2 separate regions of the Mus musculus genome follow, and region 2 is linked to region 1. A link is a loop called in an ENCODE intact Hi-C map of the cell type or tissue named here. Cell type or tissue: heart. All regions are shown on one strand. Each heading gives the region's core, and the rest is flanking DNA. Links, peaks and the distances in the headings are about the cores only.

Region 1 (10,237 bases), core at 1,819-9,818:
TTGTTGTATTAGAAGTTACCTTTTTTAAAAAAAAATCCTTACAAAAAGAAGATCTCTAAATATCCATCTAACTCACAGGATGCTGAAGAAACATTGTATCTAGAGTGGGTTGTAAAAGTATCTTTTATTGTCTTGTTGTAATTGTTGTCTGGGAGACTTACTTCCTCAATCTGCTAAAATAGGGCTAGTCGTGTAAACCTCTGGCCTCCATGTAACCCAATCTAGGCTTAGAATGTTTTCAGCCTCTGAGACTAACTCACTATTGCTGGCTCTTTCTGAACTCTACCTGGCTGGATCAACTCAGCTGTTCAAGCTCAAAACTCCTCTCCCAGATGAAGTACTCAATCTGGATTTTCTCTCAGCTTCTGAATTGCGCTGCTTGGCTAACACGAACCCTGGCCATCTTTTCTAATCTTCTGACTCCTTCTGATTCTCTTGCTCTTGCTGGCTTTCCCTGTGTCTAGCTTGTTCTCTCTCCAATCTGACTCTGTAGAATTCTCCTGGTAACACTGCCTCCTTCTCCCTCTCTGTGCTGCTCCAGTCTCCCTCTCAACTCTACTGCCCTGCTCTCCAGGAACACCACTGTATCCTGTACTGCCCTCTCCTCCTCCTGTACTGTCTGACTCCCCCTTAAGTAGCTTCCCTTTATTCTCTCTTCCCCTGAGAGTTGGGCAGATCCTATTCAGTCAGATCTCTCTCCAGTTTGTCACCTTTTCTGCCACTCTATTACACATCACTTGCAAACAGGAGTGCTTCGTTCTACAACCTCACTCCACCTCCATTCTGTAGGATGAAAGATGTGTTCCATAATGCCTTGGATCTAGGCTTTTCTTTACCTGAAACTTGCTCTATACCAGCTGGCCTTAAACTCAGAGATCTGCTTGCCTCTGTCTCTTGGAATTGAAAGCATGTTTTTATTCCTGAAGGATCTAACAGACTTAGAAGGTCTTTGGATATGATCTCCTGCCAGAGCAGCCATGTTCTGAATTGAATTTTCTCTACAATGGGCTTTCACAGGTTTCAGACTCTGCTACCTCCAACCTCTTGGGTGTTCAGGGCCTGCTCACTCCCTTCCCCTGATGGAGGAAACTGGAGTGATGGACTGTGATCTGGGACTGGATAATTAGCATTTTACACATAGTTATTCTATATCTCTCCCTTCTTCCTATTCTACTTTGTCTTCTCTCTCTCTCTCTCTCTCTCTCTCCCTCTCCCTCTCCCTCTCCCTCTCCCTCTCCCTCTCCCTCTCCCTCTCCCTCTCCCTCTCCCTCTCCCTCTCCCTCTCCCTTTCCCTTTCCTTCTCTCCCTCTCTCCCTCTAAAGGTTGGCTTTAAGGAAGTAAGCTGCTATGTCTAGCTAGAGCAGTCTCAAGAGAGACATCTAGGTAAATAGGGACAGAGGACTGCTGGGGACAGAGAGCAATAACCTGAGGCCTTTCCAGCTGCCACATGAGGAAACCTTATCTCATGTGACCCCAGCTCTAGTGAAGCCTTGAAAAAACACAGCAAGAAGAAAACAGGACCTGAGAGAGCTCCTGAGCCAGGGTCACCAGGGACTCTTGATGTCACACACTGGGAAGTATCAGTGCTGTGCTGTCTCCAGATGCTGAGCTTGGCTGCTTTGCTTCAGTGCAGCAGATAACTGAGAAGAGCAGTTCTCCAACAATCTTCCTGGGGAGTTCCAAGTACTCGGAAAGCCACAGCTTTCATAGAAGAGAATTGTCCTATCTCCAATCTTCCCTAAGATACTCTAAGGCAACATTCTTATATTCTTATCATGGTATTTCAATTTTAAGTGTTAGGGCAAATTTTAGTCCCCAGGTGAGGTCAGGGGTGGGGAAGCCCAGGGTTGGGGATTCCCCATCTCCCCAGTTTCACTTCTGATCCTACCCTGTGTCAGGTCCTTCTGCCCAGATGCTGATATAGTGCTGGCAGGTCTTGCCCCAAAATGGTAGTGTGATCATGGGGAACCAACCAACCTTGCTGTGGTCACAGGTTATACACTCCATGCAGCCCGCCAGACTCAGATGCGCCCCGGCTCCCACAAGGGGGCGATGGCGCCCTGCATGCTGCTCCTGCTCCTGGCTGCCATCCTGGCTCAGACCCAGACCATGTGGGTGAGTGCTGGGTTGACAGGGAAATGGCCTCTGTGGGGAGGGTCCAAGGCAGCACCAGGGAAGCAGAGTCCCTGCTTCACCCTCCAGACCTTCTGCCCCCTCTCCACCTGTGTCCTGAGCCCCTCACCCTCCTCCCCTCTCAGCATGCTCACCCACCAAGGGTCCTAGGAGGAGTTCTGAGTGTCACCTTGCATCCCCCAGGCTCACACTCCCTGAGGTATTTCCACACTGAGATGGCCAGGCCAGGCCTCAGGGATCCCTGGTATATAGAGTAGTCAGCTATAAGAAAATCTGCTACATGGACGGCTAGGACATGGATACTCTGAGATATGAGCTGCGTGCATGGTGAAGGGAACAGGTGGGCCCGGATTGTTGAGAGATAGATATGCAAAGAGGGCTGAGGACAGCCAGGGAACCTTCAGGCTCTGTTTGGCTACTACATACAAAGTGAAGAGGCTAAGTTTCTGCGAGTCAGAAGCCAAGTCCCCAAGGGTTCTAAGGTTCTGCAGAAACGGAAACCATGAGGGGTCTCCCATTTATTTTAAGGAAGGACACGGGAGGGTGGGGCTGCTGATTGAGGTTGAACTTTGAGGACCTAGCCAAGCTCTCACAACATCCAAGCTAAGTCTGGCTGTGATGTGGATTGGAACAGGCACCTCCTTTGCAGGTATGAGCAGTTTGCCTAGGATTGCCACAATTACATCACACTGAACAACGATCTGAAAACAAGGACAGCGATGGACACAACACTCATCCTGGATGGCAGTACTCATCATCCAGAGAAAGTTGGTGGAGGCTGGTGAGGCAGAAAGATACAGGACCTACCTGAAGAGCCAGTGCATGGAATCACTCCTCAGACACTTGGAGCATAGGAAGGAGGAACTGAGGGGCACAGGTCTCAAGGGCAGCTTCTCACTCTGCCCTCAGCCTCTGGCTCAGTCCCAAGGAAAAAGAAGCCCTCAGTGTCTGAAAGTGAACAGCTCCAGGCCAAGCTGGGGCCCAGTTGTTTGTGGGCTTTTTCATGTGCAGGACTAAGCCTGGTCCTATTCAGAGACTGCTGGTATATTTCTTCTTTGGGGTCCCAGTGTGTGAAAGCCTGGAGCTCGGGATCCAGGGACACTGTCTAAGGTGGGTGGGAAAGGAGGCTCTGCCTGCTGCTGTGGGAGGAAAGTTGTAAGAAAAGCCACTGCACACCCCAGGATTAATCCCAGGATTGGGAGACAGAGGAAAATGATTCTCTAATGTCTAGCCCAGTATGGGCATAGTGAATTCAAGGGCAACCAGAGCTACATCGAAAGATTCTGTTTCAAGGAAACAAACAAAAAGCAAAAAACAACAAACAAAACAAAAACAAAAACTCCCAAACAACAACAACAATAGAAAACAAAACGCAAAAAAAACAAAACAAAAAAAAAAAAAAAAAAAAACCACGGAACTGCAATAATTTGCAGAGGTCTCCACAGCTCCACTTCTCTGAGGCTTCTGAAGTGACCTGAGTAGTACACATTGACATGTCAGGAGGGGACTGTCAGGGTGAGGGTGGCTGAGAAGGGGCTACAGTTAGGACGGAGGGGTAATTAATGGGCAGCTGCAAGGTAGGTGTACTGGCTAGTTTTGTGTCAACCTGACACAGCTGGAGTTATCACAGAGAAAGGAGCTTCAGTTGAGGAAATGCCTCCATGAGATCCAGCTGTAAGGCATTTTCCCAATTAGTGATCAAGGGGGAAAGGCCCCTGTGGGTGGGACCATCTCTGGGCTGGTAGTCTTGGTTCTTAAGAGAGCAGGATGAGTAAGCCAGTAAAGAGCATCCCTCCATGGCCTCTGCATCAGCTCCTGCTTCCTGACCTGCTTGAGTTCCAGTCCTGACTTCCTTGGTGATGAACAGCAGTATGGAAGTGTAAGCCCAATAAACCCCTTCCTCCCCAGCTTGCTTCCTGGTCATGATGTTTGTGCAGGAATAGAGACCCTGACTAAGACAGTAGGGCAACGAGGAAACCAAAACAGGCTGTAGCTTTCAGAAAGCTGGAAGCCAAGACTCTAAATGTCTTCACTGCAGAAATCACACCTGGGAGGAGATGTATAGGATTCCCATTCAGACCTTATACCGTGTACACAAGTGTTGGAGATATCACAGGGCAGCCCACAGATATGTATACAGGTGTGGAAGTATCACAGGGCAGCCCACAGATATGTATACAGGTGTGGAGATATCACAGGAAAGCCCACAGATATGTATACAGGTGTGGAGATATCACAGGAAAGCCCACAGATATGTATACAGGTGTGGAGATATCACAGGTTAGCCCACAGATAATTATACAGGTTGGAGATATCACAGGGTAGCCCACAGATATGTATACAGGTGTGGAGATATCACAGGAAAGCCCACAGATATGTATACAGGTTGGAACTATCACAGGATCACTTTCAAATATGAATACAGATGTGCAAATATCACAGGAAAGCCCATAAATATGGACAACTCTCTTTCATGCAACAGCTAAAAAAAGAACTTGAAAGCCTGGTATGTCTGTGCACATCTTTGATCCAGGGACTCAGGATACAGAGGCAGAACTGTGAGTTCAAGGCCAGCCTGGTCAACAAAGTAAGTCCAGGATAATCAGTGATGGCTACACCTAGAAAAACTGGCTCTAAACAAAACAAAACAAAAGATGTGTTCAGAGCAGAGAGCCTCATCAAAGAGCTTACTCTCTTCCAACAGAGCACACCAAATCCAGAGCCTCTTTGTCACTCCAGTCAGCCCATGCAAAGACACCAGCTCCTGATGTATTCACTGCAGGAAGAGAATGGTCAACCAGAGGGTGATCAGAGACCCAGGAGGTGACAGGTAGTGGTGACTCATGCCTTTAGTCGTAGCACTTGGAAGGCAGAGGTAAGCAGAACTCTCTGAGTTTGAGGCCAGCCTGGTCTACAAAGTGAGATCCAGGACAGCCAGGACACAAAGAAACCCTGTCTTGACACCCTTGGCTCCTGACCTTGGCTTCTTGCGGTCTGCTTACACCCTTGTCCTCCAGCACAGGCCTCTGGGCTTGGCTCTGGTGTTGGTTGGTTGTATTCTTACTTTGCCTACTCTTCCACCAGGGGATTGTTCTGCACGCACAGGCATGTGGGGCTTTCCTGGGCACACTCTGCTGAGCTTGCTTCCCTGGCCTGCTCCTGCCTCTCTAAAATGTTCTCTAACTGCGGTTCTGGGACTAGAAACCTAAGTGCGTGTGCATGCTTCTGCGCCACGGAGGGCTTTTGAGTAAGAGAGCAGGAGTCACTTTGTAGGGATGTAGTGCAGTTGCGACTTGGGTTCCTGGACATTTTCTGGTCCCTTGCTCCAGCCTAACAGGAGCCGAGGGTTTGGTGCAAGGTTTTCTAAAAGTTTGCAAACTGAGTATGGGGGACCTTGGAGAGAAAGCAACATTTACCATGCTCCTCAGAGATGCTAAGAAGAGTGGAGGTGCAGCCCTGGTGTGGTCTCCATAGGGACTGAAAAATGCAGAAGGACAGTGGCCCATTGGTGCCTTTACTTTATTTTGGTTTCAGCTCTGCAGCCCTGGTTGCTACCGGTGGGATTATTGGCTATGCGAAAGCAGGTAGTGTGCCATCCCTGGCTGCTGGACTCTCTTCTTTGGGGGCCTAGCAGGCCTGGGTGCCTACCAGCTGTCTCAGGATCCCAGGAATGTGTGGGTTTTCCTAGCTACATCTGGGACCTTGGCCGGCATTATGGGGATGAGAGTCTACAACTCTGGGAAATTTATGCCTGCAGGGTTAATCGCAGAAACCAGTTTGCTGATGGTTGCCAAAGCTGGAATTAGTCTGTTGAGTTCACCTCATCCATAACAGCCCTAACCCCATGTGGGCTCGTGAAGACTTGAAGCTCTCCAGACCTCCACATTGCAATGTTGAAGAGATAAGTGCAGCATATTTACATAGTCGGACATTTTTCAAAGACCCATCCTGAGCACACAGAGGCAAACATGTGCTGTTGCTGTGGTGGCCATTCAGAGCTGGCAAGCATCCGACCTCAGCTAAGGATGCCTTCAGTCAGCTTCATTCTGGAGTTATGATGCCTTGCCTTTCTGTACTCATAGATAAAGGGGTAAAATGTTGACTGTCAACACGGGGGCAGAGCTTTCTGTCCTGCCCAGAAGTGTGTGAAATCTCTTGGAGACATTGGTGATGTGGGATCTTTTGCACAGGTCTGCTATGAAATTATGTTACAGTGACATTATCAGTGAAAATAAAGTTTTATATTAAGAAAAGAAAAGAAAGGAAAAGAAAAGAAAAGAAGAGAAAAGAAAAGAAAAACCCTGTCTTAAATATTTAGACAAGACAGACACACAGACAGACAAGAAACCGGCAGGTGTCGGAGGCTCAGTGCAGAGAGGGGACCATCTTGGGTCCAGTGCCTTCCTTCCTACAAGTTCTCAAATTCACTGAGGCTCTTGGTGACTCACAGAGGCTGCACTTGCCTCCTAGGGTTGCGACACACTGAGCAAAGCATGGGGAGGCAGCTGGCATGGCATGTCCCGGCACTAGACACTTAGACCTGCAGGCCCCAGATTCGGATCCCTAGAGGAAGACTCTGTTTTAGTGATCCACCATGAAGCCATGGAGGAAAGATAAACTGGGTGCATGTGCTCTGGAGAGAATGAGATCCGCAAGCAAACAGAAGCACCAGCAGGTGGCGCTGTGAGCTCTGAGTTTGTGAACTCACTAGGAGGTGAGCTTGGTGCAGCCCTGGCAGGCCAACCAGCCACCCTGAAATGGAGATATTTGATGCAGTCAGAGCAGCCCACAGAGCTCTGAGGTTGAATTGGACAGAGACAAGCTTTGTCTCAAATGCTCTGGAGTTCTGTGCCTTCTCAGTGCAGCGATAACCCACCATAAAGGCAGCAGAGAGTAATCAGATAGAGCCATCAAAGTCACTGGCATCCTGCTCTTCCTCTCTCTTGAGGACTTATAACTCAGTCTCCCAGGGTGTTTGGGCAGATACCACCTGCATCTGATGCCTCAACTGCCACCTTACATACCAGATGCAGGAGCTGTCAAGGCAGTTACTCAAGGCCCTGAGAACCACACCTGCTGATGGGCTTCAGGTTGCCCTACATCTTCTGAACCAGCACCTCCTGGCCAGAGAGGACCAAGACCACTTAGCACTGCCAGCTACAAGAAGGACTTCAAAACAGCCACAAGTACAGTCTAGAGGACCTGAGGGTCTCCTACTGCCTGGTTTGCATAACCAGAGGACACTTCTCCCAGTTCCTTGGATTCAGTTTGCTGTAGACCTCGGTTACCTCGGTCTGTTCATCTGGTCAGAACCTGTACTAGCTCACCCTTGCTGGCTCTCAAGCCCTGGGTCCCTGCAATTTCACCAAGTGAAAAGAGATATGCCCAAGCCTCCCTGCCAGCACTGCAGACACATTTTGCTCCTACACAGATTCAAGAAAGCCTCCAGCCTGCAAATGTCCATGAACAGTCCACCTTGTGCTTTTGAGGTCTGCAGGATGCCTCGGTCTCACCAGGGTACCCAGCTGCAGGAGCTGGCTCTGCATACCCAGGAGCCCAGGAGTTTCTGATACCTGTAGCTGTCCCAGAAGAGGAAAAGAACTCAGAAGCTGACATCAAAGTTGAAAGCAGAGAGGACTTGCCCTCCTCTTCATCCTGGCTGTCCTCTGGGTGCCTCTGCTCATCTGACTCCCAGCTCTCGATGACCCCAGTTTCCAGGGTGAAGCCACAGCTTACTCTGGAGGCTGTGGACCATACTGCTGCCCTGAGCTACCTGGAGGCCTGGGAGTGAATGGTGCCCTGTTAGTGTGACTACAGTGACTTCCTGCTTGGCAGGTCTGCTGATTGTACAAATAAGGGCTGGTGTGGGAGCACGGTTATAGCCATTTCCCACCTTTGCAGACAGTCAGGGAAAGAAGCAGACAGTGCCTGAGACCTTAGTCACCTGAGCCCTGACCTTCATGTGGGTCAACACTGCTGCTTCCTGCACTTGTCAGGAATGCCACCCCACATTGCCTGGGTGTGCATCCCAACTCCCCAGGAGATGTCTCAATGCTCTCCTTAGCATTTCAAAGCAGTACTCTGAGGTCTGAGGTCTTGAGTGTGCATAGAAATCTGTGCAGTGAGTCAGAAACCAGAATCTAAAGGAGGGAGTTGACTCCAGATGTGGATATGGGTTCTGAGGGAGAATCCCAGACAGGCTGGCCTCAGACATCTATGCATTGATGGGAAGCACAGGGATGCCTGGAGAGGGTCAGAGAGTTTTCTGAGTGCATTGGAGGCAATAGACAAATCCATCCAGGAAAAGGAGAATCAAACTGAGCAGCAGCTGAAGCCATTATCTGACCTAGGATGGAGAGCCCAGAGGGGGAAAGAAAAAGCCATGTTCACAGACTCAAAGACAAAAGGAAGCAGGAAGGCTAGAAAAGGAGAGCAACTGGCTATGTTGATAGCGTGTGTGTGTGTGTGTGTGTGTGTGTGTGTGTGTGTGTGTGTGCTTGTGTTTTGATATGTGTGAGTGTGTGTTTGTTATTGTATGAGTGTGTGAGTTTGTATATGAGTGTGTATGTGAGTGAGTGTATGAATGTGTGTGTGAGTTTGTGTGTGTGAGAGAGTTTGTGTTTGTGATTGTGTGAGTGTGTGTGAATGTACGTCAGTTGGTGTTTGTGATTATGTGTGTGAAAGTATGTGAGTACGGGTTAGTGATCATGTAAGTTTGTGTGTGAGTGTGTTTGTGAGTGAGTGTGTGTGTGAGTGTGTGTGTTGTGTGTGTGAATGTTCTTGAGTGAGTTGTGAATGTGTTTGTGAATGTGTGTATGTGAGTGTGTGTATGTAAATGTGTATAAATGTGTGTGAGTGTGTGTGTATTTGTGAATATGTGTGTGTGTGAATGTGTGTCTGTGCCTGTGCTTGTATGAATGTCCATGCACTTATATAAGAAGAAGAAGACTGTTAGAGTTCTGGATGAATGGCCTTTAGTGTTAAAAGACCTCAGAAGAAATATTGGAGTATTTGGCTATTCTGGGGAACTTAGAGATCAGGACAATGATGAAAACATCTTCCCATTTCTCAGAAGACAATGCAGGCATGGGATGCACACAGTAACAAGGCCCCTGAGAGGTTGAAGAGAAGTTATGCTAACAAGGGAGGATGATGCAGCATGAAGGAAATATGAAGAAGCTGACAGTCTGGTGCTGCTGAGCAAGACTGTCATTTCCCCAGTGCAGGTGGAACCTGACGGGAGACTTTTAGGACCCTCTGTAGAACTAGCACAAGGCAGTTTGGACCTGTATTTTGTTGTTGTTGTTGTTTGTTTGTTTGTTTATGTATTTAGAACACAGATTCCTGAGCAGTCTGGCTTGGCAGTGTGAGCTAACCCTAAACCACTACAGGTGAACACAGACTCCTAGTCTCTGCTTGTGGGAAAAAGTGTGGTGCTTGCTGGTCAAAGCCTCCTGCTTTTTTTTTTTTTTAAACATATTTTTTCAATTAGATATTTTCTTCCTTTACATTTCAAATGCTATCCCAAAAGTCCCCTCTACCCTCCCCTCGCCCTGCTCCCCTACCCACTCACTCCCACTTCTTGGCCCTGGCTTTCCCCTGTACTGGGGCATATAAATTTTGCTAGACCAAGGGGCCTCTCTTCCCAATGATGGCTGACTAGGCCATCTTCTGCTACATATGCAGCTAGAGACATGAGTTCTGGGGGTACTGATTAGTTCATATTGTTCCACCTATAGGGTTGCAGACCCCTTCAGCTCTTGGGTACTTTCTCTAGCTCCTACATTGGGGGGCCTGTATTCCATCCTATAAATGACTGTGAGCATCCACTTCTGTATTTGCCAGGCACAGGCAAAGCCTCCTGCTTTAAAGAAAACATCTCTCCACTGCATTCCAGACCACCTGACACCCATCACAGTGGGGCCAGGTATGGAGGTAGGAGGGAGAAAAACAACTGCTCTAACCCTGAAGGTTTCCACTCTGATTACCACCTGACATTCTGGGCAGGGCTCAGATAGAGGATGCTATCTATACACAGGGTTCAGTGCAGAAGAAGGAGTCAGGACAAAGTTCCAAGTCCCGGAAGTGGCTGTCAGGGTCTGAG
Region 2 (10,237 bases), core at 1,588-9,587, 260 kb after region 1:
TCTTTTTTTTTTTTTTTAATTTCAATTTAGTCTGAGTATGATTGACAACACCTTTAATCCAGCACTGGGGAGGGGACAGAGATAGGATCTCTGTAGGCTTGAGGCCAGTCTGGTCTGTATAGTGAGCTCCAGAACATTCAGGGTCACATAGAGAGATCTTAATAAACAAATAGATAACAAAATCCACCAAATTTTTTTCATTTTATTTATTTATTTTTGGTTTTTTGAGACAGGGTTTCTCTGTGTAGCCCTGGCTGGCCTCCAACTCAGAAATCTGCCTGCCTCTGCCTCCCAAGTGCTGGGATTAAAGGCATGCACCACCACTGACCGGCTCCATTTTATTTTCTATATGGGTATTTTACCTACATACATAGTTCTGCACCAGTTGGGTGCCCAGTGAGACCAGAAGAAGGTGGAATCCCTGGAACCAGAGATGGTGCTGGTTCCAGGACATGTGCCACCACTGCCCAACTACCCAGCTTTTTTTAATTTAAAAATTTCTCATTTTGGGTGCTGGCAAGATGGCTCAGAGGGTAAGAGCACTGACTGCTCTTCTGAAGGTCCTGAGTTCAAATCCCATCAACCACATGATGGCTCACAACCACCCTTAGTGAGATCTAATGCCCTTTTCTGTGGTGTCTGAAGACAGCTACAGTGCACTTAATGTAAAATAATGATAAATAAATCTTTACCTTTAGTCCCAGCACTTGGGAGGCAGAGGCAGGAGGATTTCTGAGTTTGAGGCCAGCCTGGTCTACAAAGTGAGTTCCAGGACAGCCAGGGCTATACAGAGAAACCCTGTCTCAAAAAACCTAAATAAATAAATAAATAAATAAAATATATATTTTTTTAATTCCCATTTTTGTTTATGTATCTGTATGTATGCACACGGGGGGAAGGTGCAAAGGCCAAAGAGGGCTTCAGATTCTCTATAGCTGTGAGCCATCTAATATGGGTGCTGAGAACTGATCTAGTCCTGTGAAAGAGAAGCAGGCACTCAACTCTGAGCTTCCTCAAAAGTTAAAACATAGGGAAAACATTGAGCTCTCTGTAAAGGGTCTTCTGCTTGTTGGAGACAAGAAAAAAGTTGAAGTGATGGGAGTCTTGAAGAAGTTAAGGAAAGCTGTGACCACAGGCAGTTTGGTCTCCCACAAGGTGGGCCTGTGTGTTTGTGAGGGCTGGATGGTTGCTGCCCCCATGTGGTCACTATTAGGAATAACAATGTCAAGATACCTGCAAACCCCTTAGATGGTTCTGGTGAACTTCACCCAGTCAGGGCCATCATCCCCTAGCTGCTTCCATCTTAGTTTGTGGAAAACCTTTTGGGGTGCCGCTTGGCAGGAGTATGACATTGGCCAAGGACAAGGAAGTAAGAATCTGTTTTTAGGGTAGAACAAAGAAGTAGGCTCAGATATCTTGATCATCCTTAGAAACAGCATCACCGGAGTGATCATGGGGCTTTGTGCTTATTGTCTTGCTTGTTCCTTGACTATTGTTGTTGTTAGTTCCTTTTGTACTGCTCGCCTTTAATACTTGCATGTAATTAAAATGGCATAAAAAGCAGATTGGGAAAATTAAATTTGCCTTCAGTCTCAGAATGGACTGAGGTCATGCGACAATGTTGTCTGTCTTTTTTCTTTTTAATCCTCACTCCTGCAGTAGAGAACCTGTTGACTGACTGAGCGAGCTTGGTCAGGTGGCTCCCCAACGTTGGAGCTCCAGTAAGCGGGATACAGTGATGGACATCGCAGAAACTGGAAGCACGTGCCAAAGAAAGTAAAGAGGATTTGGGCCAGCGGTGAATAAACCTTGTAGAAGGCCAGAGTAAAGGTAAAATATGTTTTGTGGGACTGGAGAGATGGCTCAGTGGTTAAGAGCTCCGACTGCTCTTCCAGAGGTCCTGAGTTCAAACCCAGCAACCACATGGTGGCTCACAACCATCTGTAATTAAATCAGACGCCCTCTTCTGGGGCTGTCTGAAGACAGCTACAGTGTACTTACATATATTAAATAAATTAATTTTAAAAATGTGATTTGTGTATGTGTTTAGAGCTATGCTAAAATCTAGAGAAGAGAAGGTAATTCTTATAGGTGCTTTCAGCCTTTGGACCCTGACTAGAGCTAGTTTACACCTGAGACACGAGAGACCGGGTTTGAGAAAAGCAGTCCTCTCCGACTATCTGGGGACGATTTGGCAAAAGAGAAGGAAAATGAACGTAAGCTGTTTCAGAACTCTTCGAGGGACAAGAGGAGGTCGGGAGACCTCCTGCCCCCTGAGACCGGGTTTGAGAAAAGCAGTCCTCTCCGACTATCTGGGGACGATTTGGCAAAAGAGAAGGAAAATGAACGTAAGCTGTTTCAGAACTCTTCGAGGGACAAGAGGAGGTCGGGAGACCTCCTGCCCCCTCTCTGGCTCCTACCGGAGGAATGCTTGGTTCTGGGTCTCTTAGGTAGGACATCTGGGTCCATTTAGGACATCTAATTCTCTTCCCTCTCTGTCTATTGTCTGTCCTTGGCGTGCCAGTCCATCCAAACTGACTGTTTTATGTTAAATCTGTTTTCCTTTTATGGCTTGATTGTTTGTTGTTCCGTGTTTCATGTTCAAAAGAAAAAATGGTTAAAACTTTATCTGCTGTCTATTCAGCCCTTGAGTTAGTTTTAATTCACTTCAAAAAGAAAGAGAAAAAAACAAAAAAACAAAAAACAAAAAACCAAAACAGTCTCAGTTGCCTTTTGGAGCCCTGCACCTGTAGTTAGGAGTCTTGCACAGCTGGAGAAGCCCTGCCAGGGGCTTCTCTGAAAAGCTGGTCTTAAAGGGGCCAGCAGCCTCTCAGGTTCTATGGTAAGGAAACTGGAATAATCTGTGGCTATTATTGTGACTAATTATTGGTTTCAACAGGTGTCAAGGTGCTCCTCTCCTGAAATTACAGCTAGAAAAATTAAGGATTTTATCTGGTTTAAATAAGTAAATGTATGTAGCCATTTCATTTTTGTTTCTGACCGGTTTTAAAATATAAATATGTTCTACATGTCTTGATTATAGATTATTGGCTTATAAGTTATTGAGTATGATTAGAAATTTGTAACAAAGTGAGCTGGTGCGCAGGCGCAGTGGTCACACGACAGACTGTGTGTTTCCAAAATGGCGGCGGCGATGGATGTGGATACCCCCAGCGGCACCAACAGCGGCGCGGGCAAGAAGCGCTTTGAAGTTAAAAAGTGGAATGCTGTGGCCCTCTGGGCCTGGAACATTGTGGTTGATAACTGTGCCATCTGCAGGAACCACATTATGGATCTTTGTATCGAATGTCAGGCCAACCAGGCGTCAGCTACTTCCGAAGAGTGTACGGTTGCATGGGGAGTCTGCAACCATGCTTTTCATTTCCACTGCATCTCTCGATGGCTCAAAAAGAGGCAGGTGTGTCCGTTGGACAACAGAGAGTGGGAGTTCCAGAAGTATGGGCATTAGGAAAGACTCTCCTGCAAGGCGTACCCATCTGTTACTCGTCTAGTGACTTCCTGTTAATTATACATTAGATAGAACCATGGTCCTTTTTCGTTCCTTTGTTTTTGGAATTTGGTGTTCCCGCAGCCATATTGTATTTTGTGTCAAATAAAGCCTTTAAGTTGGGGAAAGAAAAGCAAAGCAAAGCAAAGCGGAAGGGGAAGGGGAAGGGGAAGGGGAAGGGGAAGGGGAAGGGGAAAGGGAAAGGAAAGGAAAGGAAAAACATTGGTAACAGAAAGTTGACTTAAAACTGGTAACCCGGTTGGAGAAATTCAGACAACAGGTGTCATGAGCCAACCCAGGGAAACAGGTCTCTAAAGATATGCCTAAACCGGGCGTGGTGGCTCAAGCCTTTAATCCCAGCACTCAGGAGGCAGAGGCAGGCGGATTTCTGAGTTCAAGGCCAGCCTGGTCTACAGAGTGAGTTCCAGGACAGCCAGGGCTACACAGAGAAACCCTGTCTTGAAACCCCACCCCACCCCCCCAAAATACGCCTAAATTGGATAATACTCTATGTAATTCTTATCCTAGAAACCAGACTTATAAAAGGTAGGATTTTGGGCAGTGTCTGTCTCTTGGAGGTATTGGAGGCTGCACCGTCTTGTGTTCGTGTGCAGGAATGTTGTCGCATGGAGGTGCTTCACCAAACATTGTCACATGGAGGTGCTTCACCTGGTGATTTTGGAGAGAGTGGGTTGTTGGAGGCTGAGCTTTGCTTTTCAAAGTTCTTGTGTGCTCTGGGCCACCGTCTCAGAATGACCCAGGCTCCCTCACTGCAGTTCAAAAGTAGGGAGACACTTAAACACTTTGTAATGTGGAAGTAATGCTTTTGGTGTTAATTTTAAAGAAACAGATTATTTACACTATTAAAATTAGGTTTTGCTTCCCCAAATTGTGGTTGTGCTCTGGTGTTACAAGAGAAACTTAAAATTCGAGCACAGGCTCAGGATTCTTACTCACACATATTTGTAACGAAGAAAAAAATTTGGGGCTGGAGAGCACTGACTGCACTTCCCAAGGTCCTGAGTTCAATCAAATCCCAGCAACCATAGGGTGGCTCACAACCATCTGTAATAAGATCGGATGCCCTCTTCTGGTGCATCTGAAGACAGCTACAGTGCACTTAGATATAGTGATAAATAAAATCTTAAAAAAAGAAAATGTGGCAGGTGGGGATTGTTGCAGGGTTTGTGAGTGTTAGGGGCATTGCAGTCTGGCCTGCCTACTCCACACAGAATTATGATGGATTGGGAGGATTGCTCTTTATTCCTGTGCATCCTGATGATGTAAAGGGTTTGCTTTTAGTGAGCTTGCTTGTAATTTTAAAGAACCCATTAAGCAATATCATTGCAAAGTTTTGCCTCAAGGAATGGCTAATAGCCCTACATTATATAAAAATTTTTATTACTGCTTCAATACAAAAAGTTAGGACTTGGGCTGGAGAGATGGCTCAGTGGTTAAGAGCACTGACTGCTCCTCTGAAGGTCCTGAATTCAAATCCCAGCAACCACATGGTGGCTCACAACCATCCGTAATGAGATCTGATGCCCTCTTCTCTGGGGTGTCTGAAGACAACTACAGTGTACTCACATATAATAAACAAACAAACAAACAAATAAATCTTTAAAAACGTATAGCACGTAAGCAAGGAACCCACTCATTAATTATCAAGTACTATGTACTATATATAACCATATATATATTGTAATAAGAAGTTAGGATTTTGAATCTTCCAGTGTATATTATTGATTATATGGATGTTTTATTAGCTGATCCCTCTGATGGAATTTTACTACAAGGCTTTGCTCTTATACAATGAGTTTTAAAATTTTGGAGTAGTTGTTGCTCCAGAAAAGATTCAAAGGCAAATTCTTTTTTCAATATTTGGAACAGAAGTTATATCCTAAACAAATTGTAGCACAGAAAATTCAAGTAAGAAAAGAGAATTGAATTTTACTCTAAATGATGTTAGAAGATATTAATTGGCTAAGACTTCACCTTTAGCAAAAGGAACCATTAATGTGGATTCATCTTTCTTTATCTCCAAAGAAATACACGAATAATTGTGCCACTATGCCGGGTTTAACAGTTGTTTTTCTATACTGGGTGTTTCCAGTCAGATTAAAACAGATAATGGAGCTGGGCAGTGGTGGCACACGCCTTTAATCCCAGCATTTGGGAGGCAGAGGCAGGCAGATTTCTGAGTTCGAGGCCAGCCTGGTCTACAAAGTGAGTTTCAGGACAGCCAGAGCTATACAGAGGAACCCTGCCTCGAAAAACAAAACAAAACAAAAAAAACAACAACAAAAAAATTAACATTACTCATACTACTGGGATTCTTTACAATCCTCAAGGACAAGGCATTGTGGAACGGGCCCATGGAACTTTAAAACAATATCTTCATAAAATAAAAATAGGGGAGTTATACCCCCCAAACCACAAAACATTTTAAATCATGTTTTTTATCTTAAATTTTTTAAATTTGTTAATTCCAGAACTCGGGAAGCAGAGGCAGGCGAATTTCTGAGTTTGAGGCCAGCCTGGTCTACAGAGTGAGTTCCAGGACAGCCAGAGCTACACAGAGAAACCCTGTCTCAAAAAACAAAATTAAATTTGGATGTGCATGGACATTCAGCAGCTGAGCAATTTTGGCATCCTCACACTTCCACTATGTATGCTTTAGTGTAGTGGAAGGATCCTATGACAGGCAAATGGCATGGACCTGACCCTGTACTTGGGGCTCATTGGTTGCCAGAAAGGCAGGTATAACAAATGGAACAACTCCATGCTCCTGCCGATTCCCCTACTGATGGTGACGATCCCTGCACACAGTGAAGTCCACTGGGCCTATGTTCCTGACCCGCCACTGATCCATCCAGCAGTGTGGACAACACCAGAGATTCTCGTGACCAGTAATAACACTCAACTTCTTGGACCCCCTTGGACAAGGGAGTCAATTTATAATAAGACTGTGACTTTCAATGCATTGGGTGATGGGATCCCTGTTTGCTTTGTGAAGAATAGTACAAATGATGGGTGCATTTCAGTATTTCTTCAAAGTTGGAAGAAAAAGGTTTCACAAACTGTAACTCAGATCATAAACATAGGCATGCCAAAACAGGGATTTATTTGCCCCTGACCCTTGTGAGCTAGCCAGCACACAATGTCCTGAGAACTGGAGTTCTCACTTGAGGTCTGGGAATTGAACCCCAGGCCTCTGCAACTGCTCCAACCAGCAGAGCCACCAAGCAGGCTCTACAGCCCTAGCTTTTCTTTTACTAAAAGAAGTGAAACATACCAGGGGTTAAATGAGCTGCTTCTCTTTCCACTGTTTATTATTAATGTACAAAATATACAAAACCAAAAGAAAAACTCCTCAAATCCATTGTGGTTCTAACCCAAGACCCTTCACAAAACCAACCCACTGTTTTCATAGAAAACAACTGATGCCAAGACAAGGGGAGGAGACGACTGGGAAGGGCCCCTACTGCTGAGTCTGCCCAGGAAGCCTCAGACAGGGCTCCTCATGGGGTAAGGAAGGAGCAGGCCCACTCCCAAAGGCAGTGCATGTAGTGTTTCAGGCCCGCTGTACCCGGCTAAAGTTAATGAAAGCTGGTCTCACGGAGTCTCTAATACCGCTGTAGGCAGGAGTGGCCCAACACTACAGGATGCCCCTCTGCCAGATAACAACTTCCTTGGATACAGATGTGAACGTGCCATCACTGAACCTAGCAGACCCACGATGACCTGGGAAGTAACAGTTGCAGTCTTTCTTGAGAAAGGACTCAACAGTGACTGGCCCATGTGGGGCACAAGTGGGGGTGGTTCCAGAACTCAGCTTCAGCCAGCTTGAGCCCTCAGTGCAGTGCAGTGCAGTGCAGTGGGATAGATGGTACCCCTCACCACCCCCTCGCCCTGTGAGGATAATGAGCTTAGCTTAGATGGTTTCCTAAGTGCAGCTGACCCACTTAGTTCTGTGTGCATGTGGAGAGCAGAGGTCTCCAGAGTGACCAGCTTTAGGTTCTCAGGCAGCGGGGCTAATACTGGAAAGGGTTTGGGGCACAGGGCAAATCTCCTCACAGAGTGAAGCCAGCCGTCTCAGCAGTCCAGCATCTAGAGTGTGTCCAGTCTCTCTCCTCTCCAGACTGGAGGGGACTATGTACATCAATGCACACCAGGAATCAGAAACCCCCAGAAACCCAACCAGGTGGGAACTGAGGGGGCCGGCTCCTCATCAGCTGGGGAAAAGGACAGTGGGCCTCACAGAAGCCATAACCAAGTGGAAGGAGCAAGGCTGCAGTCCACAGGGGTGCGGGTAGGGCAGGCAGGCTAGGGCAGTGGGGGCCCATTGACCCCTGGGTGGTAGAAGGCACAGTTGTTCTCATAGCGGCAGTTGCCCTTCATCATGAAGTGTCGGCAGACAGGGCGGTTTGACATGTCTGTGGGAACAATGGCAGAATGGTTACAAACACCTAAGAGATCACCATCACCATCGTACCCCAATCCAGAGCAATGGGGCCAAGTGTTCAGAGATACACAGTATTGGGGGGTTGATGTGAAGATGGAGGTGGTTACTGCCTTCCTTGTATATAGAGAGCCTTAAGGAGATGGAGCCACAACTTGTCCTTTGCACCTCCCCCCTCTGCCCCACAGATATGTTGAGGTCCTGCATGTGGGACCTCGGGCATGTCCTCACCTCCTCCATGACTGTGGCCTCCATCATGCCCTCGGTGGCCGCCTCCCCCATGGCCATCATGACCACGGTGTTCATGAGGTGGTGGCCCTCGATGGTCGTGGCCTCGATGGCTAGGGACATCATGTGGTCGGTGTCCATGGGGTCCTCCGTGTCCAGGGCCTTCATGGGAACGATGTCCACCACTTCCACCCATGTTCCCTCCAGGGCCATCATGAGAACGATGTCCACTGCCCATGTTCCCTCCAGGGCCATCATGGGAACGATGTCCACTGCCCATGCTCCCTCCAGGGCCTTCATGGGGGCGGTGCCCACCACCTCCAACCATGCCTCCTCCACCAGGACCCCCTCGGCCATTTGGTGGTCCTCCTCCGGAACGACCTCCTCTGGCTCCTCGGAATGGAGGTGGTGGCGGTGGCTCATTTCCTCCTCGACCCCCTCGGCCTCTGTGGTATGGTCCGGGAGCAGGTCCTGGACCCCCACGCATTGGGCCACCTCGCATTGGATCACCTGGGCCATCCCAGAATGGATCACCTCCCCGAGAAGGTGGTGGGGGACCTAAGAGACGTGGACCCACTGGTCCACCAGGGCCTCCATGGGGACCTGTTAGAGAAAAAGAAAAAAAAAGTCAGTTGTCCGTTATACTCTAGCACTGCTGTTTCCTAAGCTGAGTCCTAGCTGTTGCCAGGCTGAAATGAAGCCATAACCCCACTCATTCCTTCTCACGTACCTGGCATGGGCCCTCCAGGACCAGGGGGGAAATGCTGCATACCCTTCGGGCCCCCAGGGCCTCCTGGTGGAAAGCCATTGGCCACAGGACCAGGACCTAGGAGCCCATGAGGCACTGTAAATGAAACAGGAGTAAACCAATCAGGAGGCAAAGTCTACAAGTATTGCATGGCTTCCCACTAGTGTGCCCAACTATCCTCAGATCCACATGGCAGAGCCCTGCTCTTTCCTGTTGTCCCCTCCCATGGCTTGCCCAGTGGCTGGCTCTGAGGATTACCCAGCATCCTCCCCAGCCCTGGGGCTGCTCCCAGGATTACCCAGCATCTGCTTGAGCTTGTCTGAGTAGTCAGGCTGCTTCAGCAGCTCCTCTGAAGGGTGGCTGTTTGGACTGCCCTGTGAGCAAGAGAAACCACAGGTGAGAGAGTCAGCAACAACTTAGCATGTAAATGCAAGACAGGAACTGGGATAAGCCAGGCACAGGGTGCAGGATGTCCCTGGCCAGCCTGGGCTACACAGTGAGCCTCTCTCACAAAATTGAAATCCAACAAGACTGAAGAGAATGTGGGGAGTGTCACGTACCATTATGGAAGTGAGGATCTCCTGAACATTGATGCCGCCTCCTCCAGGGCCCTGGGGGCTCTTTCCAGCTCCCATGCTTCCCATAAGATTGGCCAGAACTGGAGGCAGCTTGGAGCCTCCTGCTCCATCAGGTGAGCCACCAGACCCTCCAGGCTCCAGGGTCTCGACATATGGAGTCTCATCCATGGCACATTCCTAAGCACGGACGAGTACAAATCAGGGTTGTAGAAAACAGCACAGCAGCATCCTCCCATGAGCGCCCACCACTGCTTCCCACCCACAACAGTGTGACAGCCACTTACCTCATCCAAGGGGATGAGTTTTGGGGGAATGGGTTCATATGGCTCAGGATCAGGTTCATGTGGACTGTCGCAAACACCGCAGGTGAAGGAGAAAGAAGAGAACAGGGGACCATAATCACATTAATTTAGTACCCTCAAGATGGTGTTTTCTTTCTCTTTTTCTTTTTTTGTTTGACACAGGTTTCTCTGTCTACAATTCTGGCTGTCCTGAAACTTACTTTGTAGATCATGCTGGCTTTGAACTCACAACAGACTCGCCTGCCTCTGCCTCTGCCTCTGGAATGCTGGCATTAAAGGCATTCAACACTGTGCCTGGCTGCCCCCCTAGGCTCTCTGTGGTGCTTTCCTGTTTCCCCACCACACAGGCACTGCACACCTCTCCTCACCTCTCCTTGTTCAGGAAGAGTTCCTGAAGGATGCCCTTCTCCC

Evidence for each region. A loop is a pair of places that touch in the nucleus more often than their neighbours do. Peaks named below come from ENCODE experiments on the same cell type or tissue, not always from the same donor. Only the 100,000 strongest peaks of a DNase experiment are listed, where the experiment ranks them.
Region 2: a loop joins it to region 1, with 5 times the contacts of the local background. A loop is called at or near these places in 10 of 42 quality-filtered maps.

The regions. Positions count from the first base shown.
Region 1 is chr17:36,190,320-36,200,556 of GRCm38, reverse strand. It overlaps the pseudogene Gm4246. Among named protein-coding and RNA genes, the nearest start is that of H2-T3, 5.3 kb to the right of the region's middle. In heart, for the core only: a CTCF peak has its summit at 6,803 (motif pointing right); no DNase peak of the experiment used is centred there; H3K27me3 peaks cover 5,735 bases.
Region 2 is chr17:35,928,856-35,939,092 of GRCm38, reverse strand. Ppp1r10 (protein phosphatase 1, regulatory subunit 10) reads right to left here. Exons shown (of 19, transcript NM_001163818.1): 13 at 10,195-10,237; 14 at 9,809-9,872; 15 at 9,507-9,701; 16 at 9,245-9,320; 17 at 8,929-9,042; 18 at 8,202-8,801; 19 at 6,810-7,944. The coding sequence ends at 7,835. It also overlaps the pseudogene Rbx1-ps. Among named protein-coding and RNA genes, the nearest start is that of Mir1894, 16 kb to the right of the region's middle. In heart, for the core only: a CTCF peak has its summit at 4,648; no DNase peak of the experiment used is centred there.